3 separate regions of the Homo sapiens genome follow, and regions 2 and 3 are each linked to region 1. The links are chromatin contacts, found by Hi-C in ENCODE. All regions are on one chromosome and are shown on one strand. Each heading gives the region's core, a stretch centred on a gene start or an enhancer-like site at or near the end of the contact. The rest is flanking DNA. Distances are from core to core; before and after follow the strand shown. Region 1 has its middle 180 kb from the start of MIR3201. Region 2 overlaps LINC00899 (long intergenic non-protein coding RNA 899). Region 3 overlaps ATXN10 (ataxin 10).

Region 1 (3,196 bases), core at 552-3,051:
GTCTGCCCACAGTGGAGTTGGCTGGCCATCCACTATGATCTGTGTTCCACAATGGCTCTGAGGTTTTGGCGTTTATTTCTTCATCCAGCAGGCATAACTCTTGCTAATGCAGAAAGTGTCCAACGGCATGCAATTCCGATGTGAAACACCCAACATTTGAAAAGTTACTTTTTCTATATAGACCAATCCCATCAGATGAGCTGGCCCACGGTGCTTCAGCTGTCTGTCACTGGCTGTGTCCTACCAGACGGGGAAACCCCTTCCAGGTGGGGCTGGGGTCTCCGGACTCCCACATGGCTCATGCCCACAGTTGGTGCAGGGAAAAATGCCAGTGAAGATGAAGGATGAAACATGAGAATAAAATAAGTTTTATAACTTACTTTTTAAATAAGCAGGTATAAATTAAAATCAATATAAGAAAAACAGGCTCCCCAAAATAGAAGAGGGGTAGGAAAACCGATCTTACCCAGGCAGGCCCAGTCAATCCCCCAGGAAGGAAACCTCCAACGCAGAACAGTGGGAGCAGCTGGAGAAACAGGCCTCGTGAGATCTCAGGACGGGGCTGGGACTGAGGCAGAAAACCAGGAGGGTGCAGGCAGGTGCATGGGGAGGGAGGGGGGCCTTTTGGTTTTGCAGGATGTGCTGTGTCACACTTGAGAAGGTGGCAATGTAACTTCACTGCTGTGATCAGGGACCTGTGAATCCCGAATATCTGAGACAGGTCTCAGTTAATTTAGAAAGTTTATTTTGCCAAGGTTGAGGACGCGCCCATGACACAGCCTCAGGAGGCCCTGATGACATGTGCCCAAGGTGGCCAGGGCACAGTTTGGTTTTATACATTTCAGGGAGAAATGAGACATTGATCAGCATATGCAAGATGAACATTAGTTCAGCTTGGAAAGGCAGGACAACTCGAGGCGAAAGCGGGACAAATGGAAGTGGGGAGGGGGCTTCCAGGTCACAGGTAGACAAGAGACGAATGGTTGCATTCTTTTGAGTTTCTGATCAGCCTCTGCAAATGAGGCAATAAGATGTGCATTCATCTCAGTGAGCAGGGTGGGGGGCTTTAAATAGAGTGGGAGGCAGGTTTGCCCTGAGCAGTTCCCAGCTTGACTTTTCCCTTTAGCTTAGTGATTTTGGTGGGGCGGGGAGGGGCCAAGATTTATTTTCCTTTCCTAGAGGGCAAACCTGCTTTCTCTCTCATCCCCACCAGCTGGGATCAAGTCCATGTATTCCATACAACCCAAAGGCCCTTGTCCACTTTATGCTGCCTCTTTCTGCCCTTTGGGAGCAGTGGGAGGCACACCCCAGCCCCTTCTCCCTGCGTCCTGTGCGAGTCTCCTGGCTTAGCTGACTTTCGCTTTCTTATAGCCTGCCCAAGGAGGCATGGAACAGAGACCCTGGGGAAGATCGGGTCCACAGTCTACCAGTGAAAGGACTGAGCCCAGAGAGATAAAAAGACTAGGCCTGGGTCTTAGCAGTGAAGCTGCAGCCCCATTCTAGGTCTCCATAAGCATACAAGTGGACAAACAGAAGCCTGCTGCTGCGTGGGTGCAGAGAAAAATCCCAGTGCTCACAGGCACTGAGCATTTACCGTGTCTGTGCTTAGCAGCCCCAAGGGGGAGGCCATTCTCATTCTTCTTTTACAAAAGAGGAAACTGAGGCAGGAGAGGTGCCGTGCCTTGCCCTGGGCCTGGGGTGTGACCCGGAACGGGCTCTGGCTGGCGTCCTGCTGCTGGCACCACCGGCCGGGGAAGGACTGAGTCATCCTGGCCCTGTGGGAGTGGGAGGACGAACGGCTTGCTGTTCCAGCTTCTGACATGTGATAAAACAAAACAAAACAAACCCGAGCCCTTAGATTATCTGATTTGTGGTTTAATTATGTGTCTTCGGAGATGATTTAGGGGCTTAGGAAGGAGGCGGCAGCCCAGGCTCTCCTGGCTGTCCTCAGCCTGGCCCCGTCCTCCCGCTGAGAGCCGCAAGCCCAGCATGCTCAGCTTCCCTTCAAGAGGGGACCGTGCTCAGGACCCTGCAGAAAGCAGGTTCCAACTCTGACCCTGAAAGGGTCCCGGACACAGCTGTGTAGTGGCCTTGGCATTCCTGGACACAGCCATGTAGCAGCCACGGTGAGCTTAGGGCAAGAGGCCACGAGAGTCAGCCTTGCAGTCAGGTGACCTCAGCCTTGCTGGCCATCTTGGAGGCTTGTGATGGGACAGATTAGTAACAGAGGACAGTTCCTGGGACAGGAAGGAGGGTGGGAGACCTGCTGGGTGTCTAACGAGGAGTCCAGGCCCAGAAAGCTGGCCTCTTGGCAAGAGATTCCACTCCCTGGGACGGAGACGCTGGGAGGGCAGAATTTGTGGGGCTCAGATGCTCTCAGGATATGCGGGGGGCACCACCTGCTCAGTGAGCCTCTAGGTGTGCACACTCTCCCCACCCCGCCTGCCTCCCACCCCTGCTGCCCTCCCATCCCTCCTCCCTGCCTCTGCACCCGGTTCCCCCATCCATGCACACTCTTCTCTCTGACTGCGGCACCAGCCCCTCATCCTTAGTTGCTGGCTCCATGCAGCCCTCAAAACCCACGTCAGCCTGGCTGCTCCAGGATGCCTTTCCCCAGGCCCTCTGCCAGGCCTGCTGTGCCTGTCTCTGGGCCCCCATTCCCCCTGCAGGTGGGAGTTAAGCAATTTCCAGCAATCCTAGGAGTGGGAGGGAAAGGGATTGTCTCCCAGGCCCAGATGCTGGGGACAGCAGTCTGGTGGTAAGAGCCGGAGTCCCACAGCCAGATGACAGCTCCTCAGACATCTGGCGGAGACCCAGGGTGGCTCCTGCAGGGAGGAAAGAGACAGAGCAGGGCAAGTTGGGCCCCAGCCATGCCGCCCTTGAGGAGACAAGGCCTGGAAGGAGATGAGGCCTGGAAGGAGACCATGCCAGACTTGTCTCTCTGGGCCTGGCTCATTTCACTTGGCATAACGGCCTCCAGGTCCGTCCATGTTGTTGTAAATAGCAGGACTTCCTTCTTTATGGCTGAATAATGTTCCATTGGGTATACATCACATTACAGTACGCAGTCTTCCATAGACACACATGGAGATTGTTTCTGGATCTTGGCCCTTGTGAGCAGTGCTACAGTGAGCCTGTTCAGTGTGCCAATCACTCCTTGAAATACTTACTTCGACTCCTTGAATATACATAATTT
Region 2 (3,455 bases), core at 569-3,068, 2.0 Mb after region 1:
AACAAGGGAACCCATATTTTCATTTTGTTCTAGGCTCTGAGAGTTACATAATTGATTCTGACTTTGGCTGTTGGTCAACAGTGTCATAAGGTAAAATAAGGTAAAAATCTATGATTTTTATATTTCTTTTTTTCTTTCTTTCTTTTTCCTTTTTTTTTTTTTTTTTTTTTTTGAGACACAGTCTTGCTCTGTCACCAGGGTGGAGTGCAGTGGCGCAGTGGTGCGATCTTGGCTCACTGCAACCTCCGCCTCCCGAGTTCAAGCGATTCTCCTGCCTCAGCCTCCTGAGTAGCTGGGACTACAGGTGCGCACCATCATGCCCAGCTAATTTTTGTATTTTTAGTAGAGACGGGATTTCACCATGTTGGCCAGGGTGGTGGTCTCGATCTCCTGAACTTGTGATCCGCCCACCTCGGCCTCCCAAAGTGCTGGGATTACAGGCGTGAGCCAACGTGCCCAGCTGATTTTTATATTTCTTTTACTAAATTCTGTTTACAGAAATAATTCCAGATTCTATGTAAGATACAAATATTTTAACTGAAGATCATTGTATTTAGGGAAAATGTTCACCTTTAAGAGACAGGGGCTGGGCGTTGTGGCTCACGCCTGTAATCCCAGCACTTTGGGAGGCCGAGGCTGGTGGATCGCACGAGCCCAGGAATTCCAGACCAGCCTGGGCAACACGGCGAAACCCTGTCTATGCAAAATATACAAAAATTAGCCAAGCATGGGGGTGTGCACCTGTAACTCCCAGCTACTCCAGAGGCTGAGGTGGGAAGACTGCTCAAGCCCGGGAGGTCAAAGCTGCAGTGAGAGACCTTGTCTTAAATACAAACAGGCAGGAAGTCGTTATAAGCATAATACAATCCTGGATGTTGGAATCATCCCTGTCCAGCCTTGGCTCTGCCACGTGGGTGCTGAATGCTGCCTCAGGGACCCTGGTGCCCAGCTCCCACCTGCAGGGTGTTCTGAGGAGCCAGCACGCTGGGAGGGCCTAGCAGGAGATGTGGCATGAACCAGGTATTCGATAAATAAAAAGTGCCTTTGATTGTCACGTTTATCATTTGACATGTAGGCACAGGTGCAGTTTGATTATTTTTAATGTAAGTCTATTTTATCTCTTCCCGTTATAAAAGCAATACACACTGTGATAGACGGTTTGGAGAATTCAGGAAAGAAAAAGAAAAAGAAAAAAAATTCCTCCTAGGCCCTCTGCTCCAGAGCCTCCAGCCGTCACATGACAGTGTATTTCTTTACAATTACAGAAATAGATACGTGACTGTTACATTTTGAAACTTTTTCTTTTACCTTGACTTATTTTTAAATAGAAACACTAGTGAGGCCCCACAGAACTGAGCAGAACTAATGGCCCCCCATGTGGTGGAATAGTTCTGAGCTGGCCCCACTTTGGATGCAGCCTTCCCCGGCAAGTCTAAACCCAGTCTCTGTGGCTGCCTGTTCACAGGGACCGTGGACTGTGATGTTTACAGTACGAAAGCACTGGGAGAGAACGCTACATCACAAAGTGTCCTTAACCTGCTGCCGCCTCAGCTTTCCCATTTGTGACTTGGTTAAAAAAAATTTTTTTGACAGTTTTAAGCTCTTATTTTAATTTCCACAGGCTGTTGTAGAATCTGCTCAGCCAGGGAGGGGAAAGGAGTCGGCAATCAGGTCTCCTCCTGGGCACCTTTGTGAGGCCAGCTGGCGAGAGTGGGGGGTGACACTGAGGTCCCAGCAGCTCCAAATGCAGGCAGAGCCCTGTCCTCAGAGAAGGTCACAGCCTAGCCAAGCCCAGCCAGGTGGATGGGCCCACGGAACGCACAGGAACCTGGAACGGAGGTTGAAAGCAGGAAGCACAGTCTGTGACTCCCCAGCCCACTCTGCATTCGACCACTTGGGGCCCAGAAGCTTCAGGAAAGGTGCACAAGGTCACTGGGTCCCAGTACTCCCAACAGGAAGGTCTGGTCCAGGGACAGGGCTCTTCCCGACTCCCCTTAGCCACACGCACCAGAAGTTCTGCAGTGCCCAGTGGGCATAGCAGTCCCCAAGAATGACCCAGCACTGAAGCTGAGCCAAAGAACTTGGGGAGCGAGCCACACCCCCTCACTCCCTCTTCGCCTGCTCCAGACTTGCCAGGCGGTTGCTTTTCGTGGGAACCGGGATGTCCTCACCACCCTGTCCAGGGCCCAGCCCCATGTCCCTGGCCTGCTACAGCTGGAAAAAAAAAAGAGAGATGTTTGTTTTTATTTGTTTATAAAAAGAAAAGTGTTATATATATAACATATTATACCTCATGAATACATACAATTATTTGTCAATTAACAATAAAGAAAAATACAGCAAGCAAAAAAGACTCTCTTCCACAAAAATAGTGTTCATTACAGAAAAGTACAAAAAAAAAAAAAAAAAACTAAGAGGATATTTAGAATTAAGAAAAAACTAAGAGGGTATTTAGAATTAAAAAATAAAAAGAAAACAATTACCCATGAGGTAATTACTGAATGCATTTGGTTGAAAGTCCTTCTGCTATATTTTCCAAACTGTATGTGTATATATGTGCGCATGCATATATGTGTTTGTGTGTGTGTACACATATCTATATGAATGGACCATATCGTAAGTTATAAATGCATACATATATTCATGTATATATAATCATTAGATCATACTATAGGTTATTTTACAGTCTTTTTGTTGAATACGTTGTGAGCATTTTATGTCATTATTTTCTACAAGATTTGAAAAATAAAGTATAAATACCAGTTAATTTTTGAAATCAACCTTATTAAGGAATAAGTTCCATGCAGCAAAATCCCTTTCACCTCTACTGTTCGATGAGTTTTGACAATGTATGCAACCGTGACATGTATCACCACGATCAAGAAAGAAAACATCACCACAAAATGTTCCCTAGAGCCCCTTGCAGGCAGTCTCTGACTTCCTGGCAGCCAGCAATCTGAATCCAACCACCGTAGATCAGTTTCAATTTATTAAAAAAAAATTTTAACTCATGGAGTATGAACTCTTGCTCGGGATCCTGCTATCTATGTTGTTGAGTTTATCAATAGCCCATTCCTTTTTACTGCTACGTGATATTTTATCATATGCCTATTGACATTTGTTTACCCACTCACATACTGATGGACAATTGAATTGTTTGTGTTGTCTGTTTGTTTGTTTTTTGAGACAGGGTCTCACTGTCACCCAGGCTGGAGTGCAGTGGTGCAATCTCGGCTCACTGCAACCTCTGCCTCCCAGGCTCAAGTGATCCACCTCGGCCTCCCAAAGTGCTGAAATTACAGGCGTGAGCCACTGTGCCTGGCCTGTTTCTGATTTTTTAAAATGTTTGCTATTGTGACTAGAACTTTGTGAATGCCAATTAATTTTTACAGTGTTTTAATGAGCAATGTCACCCGCACGTGCTGTGAATGCCCACGCATGTGGGCACAGCCTGT
Region 3 (3,514 bases), core at 218-2,717, 2.3 Mb after region 1:
CTGAGTGCCAAGATGGAGAGTGCTCACATCCTAGGACCTTTTTGTACAAATATCAAATTAATTAATTATCAAAATTGAATGTATACAAAGAAACTAGTATTAATTTCATATATTAATCAAATGTTTACTTTTCCCATTCTCATCTTTTCCATGTGAGCCATCCTGTGTACCAAGAACAATCTTGTCAATCTCAGACTGCTCTTAGCTGGGAACTCAGTGACACGATTTTATTCACTTAATGGAGAATCCTAATTTCATACAAGCTCCTCTCTCTCTTTTTTAGGCTAATTGTACCAGATATATGCCCAATTACTTCTAATCATTCGTTATTTCAGTAAAAACCTCAAGAATAGTAAACGCGGACTTATAAGGGTTCCAACTCTGAACAGAGGTTCTACTTTGTTTTACACATTAACAACCCTATAGTTAGCATAATAACGAACACACTGAGCATGTACTCTACTTATGCTTTACAGGTATCATATATTAATTCATCTCATCCTCCCTAGGAGGCATGTACAATTATCCTCATGAAGATAAGTTTCACTGAGACGCAAGCTCCATAAAGGCCAGTATTCGTTCACTGCTGTATTTCCTGAGCTTGGAGCAGGGCCTGGCACATAGTAAGTTCATAATATATACTCACTGAGTAAATGGATAAATGACATTAATAGGGGAAAAATTAAGGTACAAAGAGGTTACAGAACATGATCAATGTCATACAGCTATTGCATAACACAGCTGGGATTCAAACTACTGAGTTTTTTATTGCATTAAGTCAGGGGCCAGCAAACTTTTTCTGTAAAGGGCTAGAAAATAAATAGTTAAGACTCTGCAAACCATACGGTCTCCACTGCAACTACTCAACTGTGTTGTTGTAGTGTGAGAATGGCCATAGGCAATATTAAAGAAATGAACACAACTATGTCCCAATAAAACTTTATTTACAAATAGAGGCCCACAGCATAGTCTGCTCACCCCTACATTAAATCCTCATAAGAATCAAGCTCTTTCCACTACACCTCATGGTCTCTATGAAAGGGAGACTTGCAGACCATTCATGCAGTAGGAATTTGCTTTTGCATTTTTAGGCTATAAAGCAGAATCTCAATTCTCATTTGCATCTTGAAATCAGAACCATGACTCCAGCAGGCAGCTAGAGCTTAAGTGAACAGGCAGGTGCGGAGGGGTGCGTGCAAGTGCACAGACATAGTTAATCCAAAATCTGTTTTCACAAGAAAATCTGACCTTACATTAAGCACTGTGATCTGGAAACAATGCAAAGACTCCATCTGGAAGACAGGCAGGGCACAGGATTGGCCATTTCTGTTCTCATAAGGAAAACAGCCTAACCAAACTAAACACTAACCTGGTTAAACGTGAGGCTGAACATAGCTGAATGCATTAATCATCAGACAGGACAATAAAGGAAAATATGCAAGCTCTCTCCCAACTGTTTACCACTTGTATTTTTCTTGGAACAGAAATGCATTTTATATATTATATGAACCTGTAAAAAACACATACCTGGTAAAACATTTGAACATATACTCTAGATCAAGAGAATACTAAAACATGAAATATTCCATCATCATTAAAGAATTTTGAGTTCACAAAGGTTTAAACACCCACCCGACTCCAGCTATGGTAACAACGACATAACAGAAACTAAACAGCACTTTATGCTAACTGGATATAATCTTGATAATTATAGGCTATTCAGTGTGTAACAAAGTATGACAAACCTCTCCCTAAGGCTGATCCATCTCAGTAAGTAAGGTATCACTTAGGAGTAACATGGCAAAGTTTGAACAGGAAAACCCAAATGAATTATTTTTCGAAATATAAAAGTAGCTTTCTGGTTTATTTAAAATTAATGCTCATGCATACATAAAGTCATTCAAGTTCATCGTTGTCCACTATTCAAATGACATAAATATTATTTGCCTCAAAAAGTTCAACTTGATACATTTATTGAGAAATTATGTGCAAAAATGATGCATAGGAATAAAAAGCTGAAAACGGTACAGATCCTTCCATGAAGAAACTTTTAAAAACTCTTGTCTCAGAATCACTGGCAAAAACATAATTTAATTAGAATACCAATGCTTAAAAAAACTGGCAGCAGCAGTTAGTATTTTGGGTGATATTCATATACCAAGCATCACGTGATATACTTTACATATATTATCGTTTGTGTTTATAGCAATGCAGCAAGACATAATGCATGATTTTCATTTTCTCTATTGAGAAAGCTAGGGCTCAATTACTCTTGCCCCAGATCACACAACTAGTGGGCAGCTGAGCCATGCAGGCTTCCAAACCAGGCTGCTTGGCCTTCAAGTAGAAACTTCTCTTCCATATCAGTTTAATTGCCTTAAAGCAGGGTTCCAACTTTGACATTAAAAAAAAAAAAAGGTATCAGGGAGTGCAAATTATATGAAAAACTTCATATGGCTGTGGGTGTGTGAACTTTCCTGAGAGGGGAAAATTTTAAGGGGTAAAAAATGAAAGGTGGTCAGACAAAATATCCATGTCACGCATCACACCTGCAGACATGATCATCTTCGTTTTAAACACCTTCTTCAGTGACATGCTTATGAAAGTGCTTTATAGAATGGAAAGTGCTATCAAAAGATTGGTTGTTATTAACAAAGCAACAAGTGGGTGGTTTATGATTAAGGTAAACCATGGTCCACATTAAGTTTTAGACAGAAAGAAATGGAAACAATCACTGAAGCCTTTACACAACGGGTGTTTTTTTATTCTGCAAACTACTACCTCTGGTTAACCGTAGGCTTACAGAGTATATCACCATCTTGATTTCGAGGACATGAAAACTAAAGTTCAGAAAGGTAACAGGACATGCTCAAGGGTGGTGATGCACAGCCCTGGGTTCCCTGAATTGGGTCCCCCTCCAGCAGACAGGTCAAGTGTGGGTCAAGGACGGAACCAATGGGCTGTGGAGTGGCCACAGATGTCGGTGCCCATGGTGGCTCCACTTAATCTCCGGGAGCTCCAGGTTTCAAACACCAGCAAACGGATGTTAATGTTACCTCCCGGCTGGCTGTGAGGGGCGGAATGATCTATCAGGTTAGAGGCTGTAGAATATTTATTATTGGTGCTACCGTGCTAAATAAATCGGAGACCCAGGTCATGACATGAGGCACTAATGAGGAAGTAAAACTTGAAGCATGGAAACTACTCAACCGCTGTTTTTCACTAAATCTCTCTCAATAACAATACTGCAAGTCACATTTTTATTATAAATAGTCACACGAAGGAGAAAAACAGTGTCATTACACAGGCTAACACTGACGAAAGCCATGTTTGGCAGTCACCTAATTCTAACCATATTTTCCAATATTAACTGCATTTTAATAAAACTGAGACACTACAGAATAACTATTTCTGAACCTGCTTCAACAAGTAAACAAGAAAATGTTTGAACAGAATAAAGACAACTAAATATGGAATGAATATAAACTTTCAGCAAGCACCCACCCGTTCTACA

Evidence for each region. Hi-C counts contacts between places; a loop is a spot of excess contacts on that map. Pooled maps may share reads with other maps.
Region 2: a map with no recorded cell type shows a loop between it and region 1 (11-fold over the local background). The contact joins two enhancer-like sites. A Hi-C loop is called at or near these places in 1 of 37 single-sample maps with no recorded cell type and 1 of 50 pooled maps.
Region 3: a map of OCI-LY7 shows a loop between it and region 1 (10-fold over the local background). The contact joins two enhancer-like sites. A Hi-C loop is called at or near these places in 1 of 168 maps with a recorded cell type or tissue (OCI-LY7), 3 of 37 single-sample maps with no recorded cell type and 5 of 50 pooled maps.

Annotation. Positions count from the first base shown.
Region 1 is chr22:48,088,864-48,092,059 of GRCh38, reverse strand. No RefSeq gene overlaps it. Among named protein-coding and RNA genes, the nearest start is that of MIR3201, 180 kb to the left of the region's middle. RefSeq lists enhancers at 1,447-1,696, 1,727-1,806. Within about 2 kb of position 1,801, at least 6 of the 41 ENCODE cell types and tissues checked have a DNase peak (open chromatin) inside an H3K27ac peak, as active enhancers do; they include OCI-LY7, where a contact is called at or near this core.
Region 2 is chr22:46,039,219-46,042,673 of GRCh38, reverse strand. LINC00899 (long intergenic non-protein coding RNA 899) reads left to right here. Exons shown (of 4, transcript NR_027036.1): 3 at 34-100; 4 at 1,622-2,767. It overlaps LOC124905136 (a long non-coding RNA gene), which reads right to left. Exons shown (of 2, transcript XR_007068137.1): 2 at 2,237-3,455. Among named protein-coding and RNA genes, the nearest start is that of LINC00899, 3.9 kb to the left of the region's middle. Within about 2 kb of position 1,818, at least 6 of the 41 ENCODE cell types and tissues checked have a DNase peak (open chromatin) inside an H3K27ac peak, as active enhancers do.
Region 3 is chr22:45,775,409-45,778,922 of GRCh38, reverse strand. All of the region lies in intron 9 of ATXN10 (ataxin 10), which reads right to left. Among named protein-coding and RNA genes, the nearest start is that of MIR4762, 17 kb to the right of the region's middle. RefSeq lists a silencer at 1,228-1,287. Within about 2 kb of position 1,467, at least 4 of the 41 ENCODE cell types and tissues checked have a DNase peak (open chromatin) inside an H3K27ac peak, as active enhancers do; they include OCI-LY7, where a contact is called at or near this core.